2 separate regions of the Mus musculus genome follow, and region 1 is linked to region 2. The links are chromatin contacts, found by Hi-C or POLR2A ChIA-PET in ENCODE. All regions are on one chromosome and are shown on one strand. The core of a region is the stretch at or near the end of the contact, and the rest is flanking DNA. Distances in the headings are between cores, read along the strand shown.

Evidence for each region. A loop is a pair of places that touch in the nucleus more often than their neighbours do. ChIA-PET counts read pairs that join two places held with the same protein, here RNA polymerase II (POLR2A).
Region 1: a map of left cerebral cortex shows a loop between it and region 2 (2.2-fold over the local background). The contact joins the enhancer-like site here to the promoter of Ncald in region 2. A Hi-C loop is called at or near these places in 7 of 37 maps with a recorded cell type or tissue (heart and left cerebral cortex). POLR2A ChIA-PET finds 5 or more read pairs at or near these places in 1 of 5 experiments (Patski).

The regions. Positions count from the first base shown.
Region 1 is chr15:37,777,662-37,781,668 of GRCm38, forward strand. It overlaps a transcript of Ncald not described here. Among named protein-coding and RNA genes, the nearest start is that of Gm15942, 79 kb to the left of the region's middle. Within about 2 kb of position 1,986, at least 1 of the 3 ENCODE cell types and tissues checked has a DNase peak (open chromatin) inside an H3K27ac peak, as active enhancers do; it is left cerebral cortex, where a contact is called at or near this core.
Region 2 is chr15:37,456,601-37,461,206 of GRCm38, forward strand. Ncald (neurocalcin delta) reads right to left here and starts at 2,782. Exons shown (of 4, transcript NM_001170868.1): 1 at 2,617-2,782.

The DNA.
Region 1 (4,007 bases), core at 736-3,235, 320 kb after region 2:
GGTAGAGCAGCCTGTGCTTCAGGAAGAAATTGCAGGGGAAGGTTTCCCCCATCCATAATGCCAGACTGGCAAATGGCACAGCGAAAGTATTCGCAGCAAATGTGCCAAGGAAGGCACACGTGGCTGAAGAGCTTCTGCCCGCAGTCTAGATCTAAAGTGAAGACAGTGGAGCAGGTCACAGATTAACGTCTTAACAATGCATCTGGCTTTGAGAGCCAAACCTCTAGGCATCTTGGAAGAAAAGTATTTGTTGTAGCTACATTTTATATATGTGATAAAATACCGTGGCTAAGAGTAAACTGGGGAAGAAAGGTTTACTTTAGCTTATGGCTGAAAGTCTACCATTGAGGAAAGTCACGGCAGAAACTGAAGTGGAGATACTGGAGGAATGCTGTTAGCTGGCTCGCTCCCTGTGGCTTTCTCAGGCTGCTTCTTATGTATGGATAGCATCGCCTACAGTGGTCTGGGCCCTCCTACATCACCTAGCAATTAAGAAGATGCCTCACAGACATGGCCACAGGCCAACGTGATCCAAGCAATTCTTCAATTGATGTCCTCTCTTCTCGAGTGACTCTAGGTTCCGGTCAGGTTGACAACTGAAACTATGGTGCTGTCACCCTTCCTTCATAGATTCCAAAGTATACAGGTACTCAAGTGTCATGTAGTCTTGGCACATGACCCAGGCACTATGTCCCTTCATTTAAGCCATCTCAAGATTAGTCATAGCAGTGCACCATGAGTGCTAGTAGATAAACGGTATTGTTTAAATAATAGATAATCGGTATTGTTTAAGTAATAGTGGTAGCAAAGAAGCCTGAGTATGTTCAGTGGTGATAAAAATTCTGATTTTTAAAAACATTCTACTAATTTATTTATTTAGTATTTCTACCCATGTTTGTTTGAGCACATAGAGAAAAGAAAAGAAGCCCCCACCCGGCCTAACATTGCCTCCTTTAAGACCCAGAAGCAGAGATGAACCCAGACAAGTCGGGCCTTGCACATCCACACCCGGAGTTGTGTCTCTTTATTGCAAGCACACTCTGCTTCTTTCACTTGAAAAGAAGTCATTTTAACTGACATGAAAGACATCCAAGACAAAGAACCTGTAACTGAAAGTCAGGGGAAGGAGAAAAGCCACAGGTATGCACCAATAAAAATACGTTTAGCCTTATTCATAATCAAAGAGATGCACAGGGGAAGACAGTGCCTGTGGCTCCAAAGTCATCAGACGTATTCTAGCGATGGTATTCCAGACTGCTCAATGCAACACCCAGCATGCATTGCTCCAACCCACAAAGAAAGCAAGTTGCAAAACTGTGTGAAGAATCTCCATAATGCTCAAACCTTCAACCTAGAAATGTATACCGAGAAAGGTTACTATATAAAAATCATAATGACCAGAATACTTCTGAAAATTTTAACCAAATGACCAAAAATAAAATCACTAAGCAGGAATTCCTACTTTATGGATATTGTATGTGCAGGAAAGCATTATCCGCAAAGATTATAAAATAAAATGAAAATTCTTGGCACAGATAATGAAAAAATAATGTTGTCTCCATTTAAACATGACCATGCAACGAAGAATGTTACCATGTAAGACAATTTAGAGAAACACTCCAAGTTGCCTCTTAATATATGGATTATGGGTGACTTTTTCTTCTTACAAATTTTCTGCATTATGAAAATATAATGCATTATATTCATAACTTTGGAGAGGAGCAGCTCCTGGGCTGGGGACACAGTCCATGAGTGTCTTCCTGTGCCTTTCCTGTGCATGTGTGCTGGCTTCAGGGGGCAGCATGGATTTGATTCTCACTGTTTGAATTTTGGTCCAGTGTGGAAACGGTCATCACAGCTTCCATAGGACAAAGCAGTGGGAACTCAGTGTCCATCGTTTCCTCCCACCCTCCAGTTCCAAGTCACGTGACAAATGCCCATGGAACAGCTCATGTACTGGGCTGGGTATGTGGTGTATGTGGGCGGAGGGTATGGCTTCCTCCCTCTTCTTTCCTCACGTGCAGTAAGATAAACTCTACAGCAATGCCGCAGCCATCTGTCCTCCAGCACCAGAATAAAGTGAGGACCAAAGCCACCCGGCCCAGACACATTAAAGCCTCCCTCTGTGCTCACACTCACCCTAATGTACACAGCTAAGACCTCACGTGCAGTACTCACCCTGTCCCTAGTACTGAACAAGGTTCGTTCTCCTTTAAATGCATGCAGTGGTCAAGCAGATTTCCAAAAATATCTTTCATAACACTGTGGCTACACTATAGACATCCTATACATTGACTCATACAAAAGTCTTTACATGCAGATAATAACAGAGAGTACCCCAAATGTTAACTCTGGGTGCCTTCAAACATCAGATGCATGCATGATAGCCTCGCAGTCATGTTCCTTAAAGCGCAGATGTGAGACGGGGATTTCTCATTTCAATCCTGCTGAAAACAACACCCGCGAATACTGACCTTCAGAAGAACGTCTCCAGAACATGTGTTAGAACAGGAGCCTTTGGTAAGGAGGACAGCAAGCTCCAGAAGCGTCTCTTTACTCTAGGTACCTAGAATAATTTACGTACAATTATTTCCCAAAAGGTAGGATCACCTCTGGTCTTACAGAGAAGCAGCACGCAGCCTGTATGAGACATCCTGCCTGCAGCCTGTATGAGACATCCTGCCTGTGTCTGCACAGGGAAACCCAGTTCCCTCTCTCAGCCTTCCGGACAGCTCCGTGGGGCAGGGACTGTCATTATTACTACTGTAACAGCTGTCACCTGGCAATCAAGCTCCATGGGGTCCGCACGGCTACCACAAGCAGAACTAAGTGGGAGGTCTGGCTAGCCTGGCTCCAGAGGGGTTATGTTCACCCCACGGCAGACCTCAGAAAGCCTCCACATTTGCTATCTCTTATACAAAACAAACAAACAAAAAACCAACCACAAACAACAAAAAACAAAAAGACCTTTGTTTAAGATTGCTCTGACCAAGCTGTGAAAAGACACCAGGTGTCCACAAACTGAGAGACAGGCATCAATCCACAGGGAGCCACTCTGAATGCAAGAACTGGTTCACTCTGTCAAGTAAACTGAAGTGAGCCTCAGATTAGAATGGCAGGAAGGGAGCTATACATGGTCTTTGGATCATGAAAACTGAAAAAAATAAATAGAACAATTAAATGGTTTGGCACAGAAAAAAGAGAGGTATAGAAGGGCCTAAAAATAGTTCCCAACACATTTCCACTTTAATAATAGCAGACTAGCATACATTCTCTTGTAAATGCCACCCAGGCAACCAAAAATATGAAGGTATTTGGAAAAGTGTGTGTGTGTGTGTGTGTGTGTGTGTGTGTGTGTGTGTGTGTGTGTGTGAATTTGCCATCTCTTGAACAAAAATGATCACTACTATAAAATATATTAATTAGAACATCATATAAAGAGTAGGCATAGAGGGAACGTCACTAATAAATAATAAGTATACAGTTGTAAGGCAATAAAGGTGTCTCTATCTAGGAGGCAGAACACATTACTGCCTCAACTTCAGACCAACTTTGGACCAGTCTGTTAAGAAAGATGTTCTTTAAACTATTTGGGGGCCAGCAAGATGGCTTAACTGATAAGGGCACTTGCTGCTAAGCCTCGAGGCCAGAGTTCAGTCCCGGAACTCACAGGGTAGAAGGAGGGCACTGATAGGTGTCTGCTGCCCCCGATGCCTGGTTTGTGGTATCCTGTGGGGCATACATTCACATAGTCACACACTAAATAAATAAATGTTTACAAAATCTCTAAAGACAGAGACCATGGGTTTGAAGATGAGCAGGGGGTAACTTAGGAGACTTTGGGCAGAAGGAAGAAAAAGAGGACATGATGTAATTATGTTATAATCTCAAAAACATTTTAAAAGCTTAAAATGTTTTAATTAAATGAAAAACACCTGGGCTGGCAATGTGACTTAGAGGGTTGAAGTAGTTGCAGTCTAAGCCTGATAGACCCAGTTCAAGTCCTC
Region 2 (4,606 bases), core at 1,532-4,031:
AATAATGTCATCTTTATTTCCACCAACCCCAAACTGAAATTTAGTATTTCTTTCCACTAAAATGTGGGTCACAAACCACAGTGCCAGGGATGTTGCCAAGACAAATCGCAGATATTTGCATTTCATATTGCAATTCTTAGACTAACTCTATTTCAAAGCAGCCTTCACGCGAAGCACTGCCTCATTACTGTGGTAGCTATTGCACCTGCTGGTAGGGTATATGACTTAATAACATATGAACAAAGCAATTATCCTGTCATAATGAAAAGATAGTATATTTTATTTTTTATTATTTTGTATGTTTTGAAATTATTCTATAATAACTTTATCCCTCCCATTTTCTTTGCTCCCTCCAATACCTTCTGAATCTCCCCCCTTCCCCTGCCCCTCTCCCCTCCCTGCTTTCTTTCAAACTCATGGCCTCTTTTTCTTTTTCTTTTTTTAAAGACACATTTTCATGAAAAGTAGTTTCCTTTGCAACACAGCATACTTTGTTTTATGCACTTCAGATATCATTCTGGAAAAGAGTCCACAGGTAGCACCAGACGGCCAGACGTGCTCGTGGCACTGAAAGGGTTAAGGCTTCCTGAAACTAGACCCAGAGCCTTTAATAATTCAGCAGCCAGGTTTCTAGAGTCAATCATTCCATGCTGGCATCTTCTGAGGCTGAAGCACTCTTGACCTTGATAGCAGGCAGCACAGACTCGCTGCTGCAGGGGGATGCTCCTCAGCCCCCTTTCCTTATTTAAAAAAAAAAAACAAAACAAAAACAAAAAACCAAACCCTTGGCTCGAGGCTTTGAAAGTTCTTATTTTCATCAGGGAGGCTCTTTTCCCAACTTTTTATCACCGACATTTTGCCACTAACACCGACTCTCTCTCTCTCACAGTTTTGATTGTTGGAATCCAGTCTCATGCATGAGGGCATGAGGATGTCGTACATAATCATCTTGTGAATTTAAAACCAGGGAGAGAACCAAGAAAAAGAGTGAAGATAACAGTCGACACAAGAAAAGTTAAAGCACCAAGTGTATACCACGAGAGATGCCTTTAAATGACAGTGCTAGCTGGTCCCCCCATTCTCAATTGAAATGTCACACACCAGTTGACTCATGAAAGTGGTAGCGTCTGGGTTACAAGAACATGAGGTCAGTTAAATGACTGGAAGACGTCTTAGTAAATACATGTATGTACAAGCACATCAGACAGTGGACAGTCCTAACGGAAGCTCTGATCAAAAGGTCCATTCACTGAAAGCTGCTTGGAAAATAATTGATTCAAGCAGTTATTCATTTACTGCTGCGGCTACAGGCTCTCAGAATTCTCACCCAACGAGAGCAAAATGTAGAACCCACAATTCTGAGCCTAGTAACAGAAGCAAAAAACAATGTATTCTTTCACCAAACTAAAATATAACTATATCGTCAACCTACTGTCCAAACAATGTATTATTTCTCCAAACTAAAATATAACTATATCATCAACCTACTGACTGCATATATCGAGTGGAGCCAGTCTATCTATGCTCCTTCAAATGCTGGTTCTATTTCAGATGGCTGTCTAAAATACGCCTCGTTTCTGTTAAATCTGTAAGATCTAGAAACCTGTTTATCCATCTAGGCTTCTGTTTGCTTCAGAACCTGAGGTTTCCTTGAAACTTGGAGCTGCAGAAGGAGCTAGCAGAACCACAGCAATGCACACACAACAGCCGGAGCAATCCTTGCTCATCAGTTACCAAATCACTCACACAAGACCTGGAGCAAATTTTTATCGAGCATCCTCAATCTACATTTCAGTTAGGGAAGACCTCACATCAATGCATATTTAGTTCCAGGCTAGTTTCTTCTCAAGATAATTACTTTTAAGAATAAAGATCAGAACCAGCTTACAGGACTCCTTAGAAAAGGCCAGTCAGTCCCTCCTCTTCACCAGGGTTTTCAGAGAGAGCGAGCCACAAAATAGCACTTCACAGTAACACCCACAAAACAACCACACGCACACACATAAAGGTTCCACCCCGACTTCCTTGGCATATTGCAGATTCTTTTCTCTAAACAGGAAGCTGTTGACAGTTCCCCTCTTATTTACAGAGTACCAAAAGCCCCCTTTACAATAATAACCACAACTTTCAAAGTCTAGAGTCTTTTCTCACGGTTCCCATTGTTGCTAATTATACATGCTGCAAATGAGGTAGAAACCAAATTCCAGACTGCTGTGGGCTGACGCAGAATCAGCAGCAGCAACAAGGAAAAGTTAGCTGCTCCCTCCAAGGCGGTGCTGGAGTTACCAGACCCCAAACAACACTGAAGGAGGGATTCCTAGAATTCAAGGGAGCAAATTTGGCTCACGCTGCAAAATGAGAATTTCTAAATAATGTATGTTAGCAAGCATTGCGCAAGAAAGATTACATTTTAACCTACTTCATGGAACACTAATCCAAATTTAACCAAGTTCCAGAGACTGCCTGAAATTCGTGACTGGAAGCTGCTTCACATTCTTTGGCTCCGTTCGTCAGTAACTGCTCTTGAAGGCAAAGTTGTAGGAGGTTAAGAGGGGAGGGAAAACCATCAGGGGCTGTGAAACCACGTAACTCCTGTGTATAAAGCAAACCGATTACCTCACGCTGAAGAAGTGGGGGTTTAGTAGTCCATGCTCCTGCAGCCCCTGGGAAGCAACAACCACAGCTGTAGGGACAGCAACAGCGGCGGCGGCGGCAGCAGCAGCAGCAAGGTCCAGCATCCACCAGATTCTCACAAGCCTTTGACTGTGCGGACTCAGCCACAGACTCTGCCTCTGGCTGACGTCAAAGTCCCTGTCACATGGCCAGATAAAAGCCAAGAGAGCATTGGTTGTCGTAGCAACCACAGACTGGCTCTGAAATTATTTCAATAGGTCATCTGTCACTGATGTGTGTGCTCGTGTGTGTGCATATCTGTGTGTGCATGTATGTATACACATGGATTGCAAAACCATTGTGAACAGTGCCCGGCAGATAATTTCAACCCTCAAAGTTGTGACTCACGAGTGCCTGCAACTTTCATCATTAAAGCCTGCTTGTCCTTTCTCTGGTTGCCAGAAAATGCATGCTGTGACCCTTAGTCTTACTATCACAGCACAGAGCCCCTCCCCCTCCAGTCAAAAAAAGAAGCTGAAAACATTCATGAGGTGGTTTTCTTAGTGAATTAAATTCCCCTCTAAATAAACTGAGAGAAAACAGCTTTCAAGAGATTGTTGGTGGAAAAACTGTATATTCTTGAAACTGAATCCTCATCGGTGTCCCGAGAGCATGCCGATGAAAGATGGTGTGGCTGAAGGAGCCTGACAGGAAGGAAGCATGCTGCAAAAAGCAGGGTAGATAAAGCCAAGTCGCATGCCACCTAAGATTCCTTGCAAAAATGATGACCAGAACACTTCCACAAGGGCACAACTTTAGAAGGACCTGGAGATGATGAGAAAAGGGGCCAGACCCCTCCGCAGGTCCCACACTCTACCCTCCCACGATTCTCTGGTCCATAACGGACTGAGGGAGTTTCATGTTGAGTGACTGGTTCGGCATCCCACAGATGGAATCTCCCTACCACAGAGGAGTCAACAGTGCAGCCCACCTGTTCCCAAATTACAGCTTCATTGCCTTCAGGGACACGTTAGCTGATCTTTAGCTCTGTGTGAGTGCTTATGACCCAGTTCGTTCTCATTCTTAATTAACAGGAAGCCAATTAAACAAAATTGAGTAAAACCCATAGGAAGGCATTATGAAAAACCCATTTAGAAAATGTGGACTCATTCAAAAAACAAAGGAGCTGAAAGGTGGGGAGAAGAAAGAGGTGGTGTGCCTGGGTCATTAGGACTATACACAGACACAGTCACACACACACGCACACGCACACACACACACACTGCGCCTGCACGTGCAAGCATACAAACATGTGCACACACACATAAATGCATGCACACACTCATATTCATATGTGTAACACACTCACACATGTGTGCATACACACACTATGAGATATGAGTGACTCTGTGGCCAACTGGTTTTGTTCTGTGACTCTGTCTTCAGTAGAATAGAAGCTGATCTTTCACAGGACTAATGGCCTATCTGCTTGGCCACAGAAGCATCCCGTTCCCCCATTCCATCTTCCATGCTAGCTCCAATGAAGAGAGAGAATGGGTTTTTATTGGAAGTTATTTTTCTGATGCTATTGGTTGTACCGTGGCAAATGTAAAGGCAAAGTGTAAAGTTAGATTCTTTACTTTCAGACTGAAGACAGTCAGGAATGGACCTACTTGTTAGAATGACAGCAGCTGAACCCAGTGTCTGTGCAAATTGGTTTGAATGCCTTATAAGGGGCAGACTTAAGCAACAGGTCTATTTTCTAGACTTGTGTTCTACATATAATTCTGGTTCTCTGTTTAGGAGTGTGGGTCCTTGCTCTGGGCTGGGAGGGAGGAAGGTGTAGGAAGGGAAGTGTAGGTGTCCAGGGATCAAGTTCTCCCTGCTGGCTGCCTGACTTGACTTAGCCCAGGCTCTGAAGCTATGCTGCCTTGTCAATCGTTTCTCCATTTTATTCAGTTTAATATCAAGAAAATAAAACTGCAATGTCACC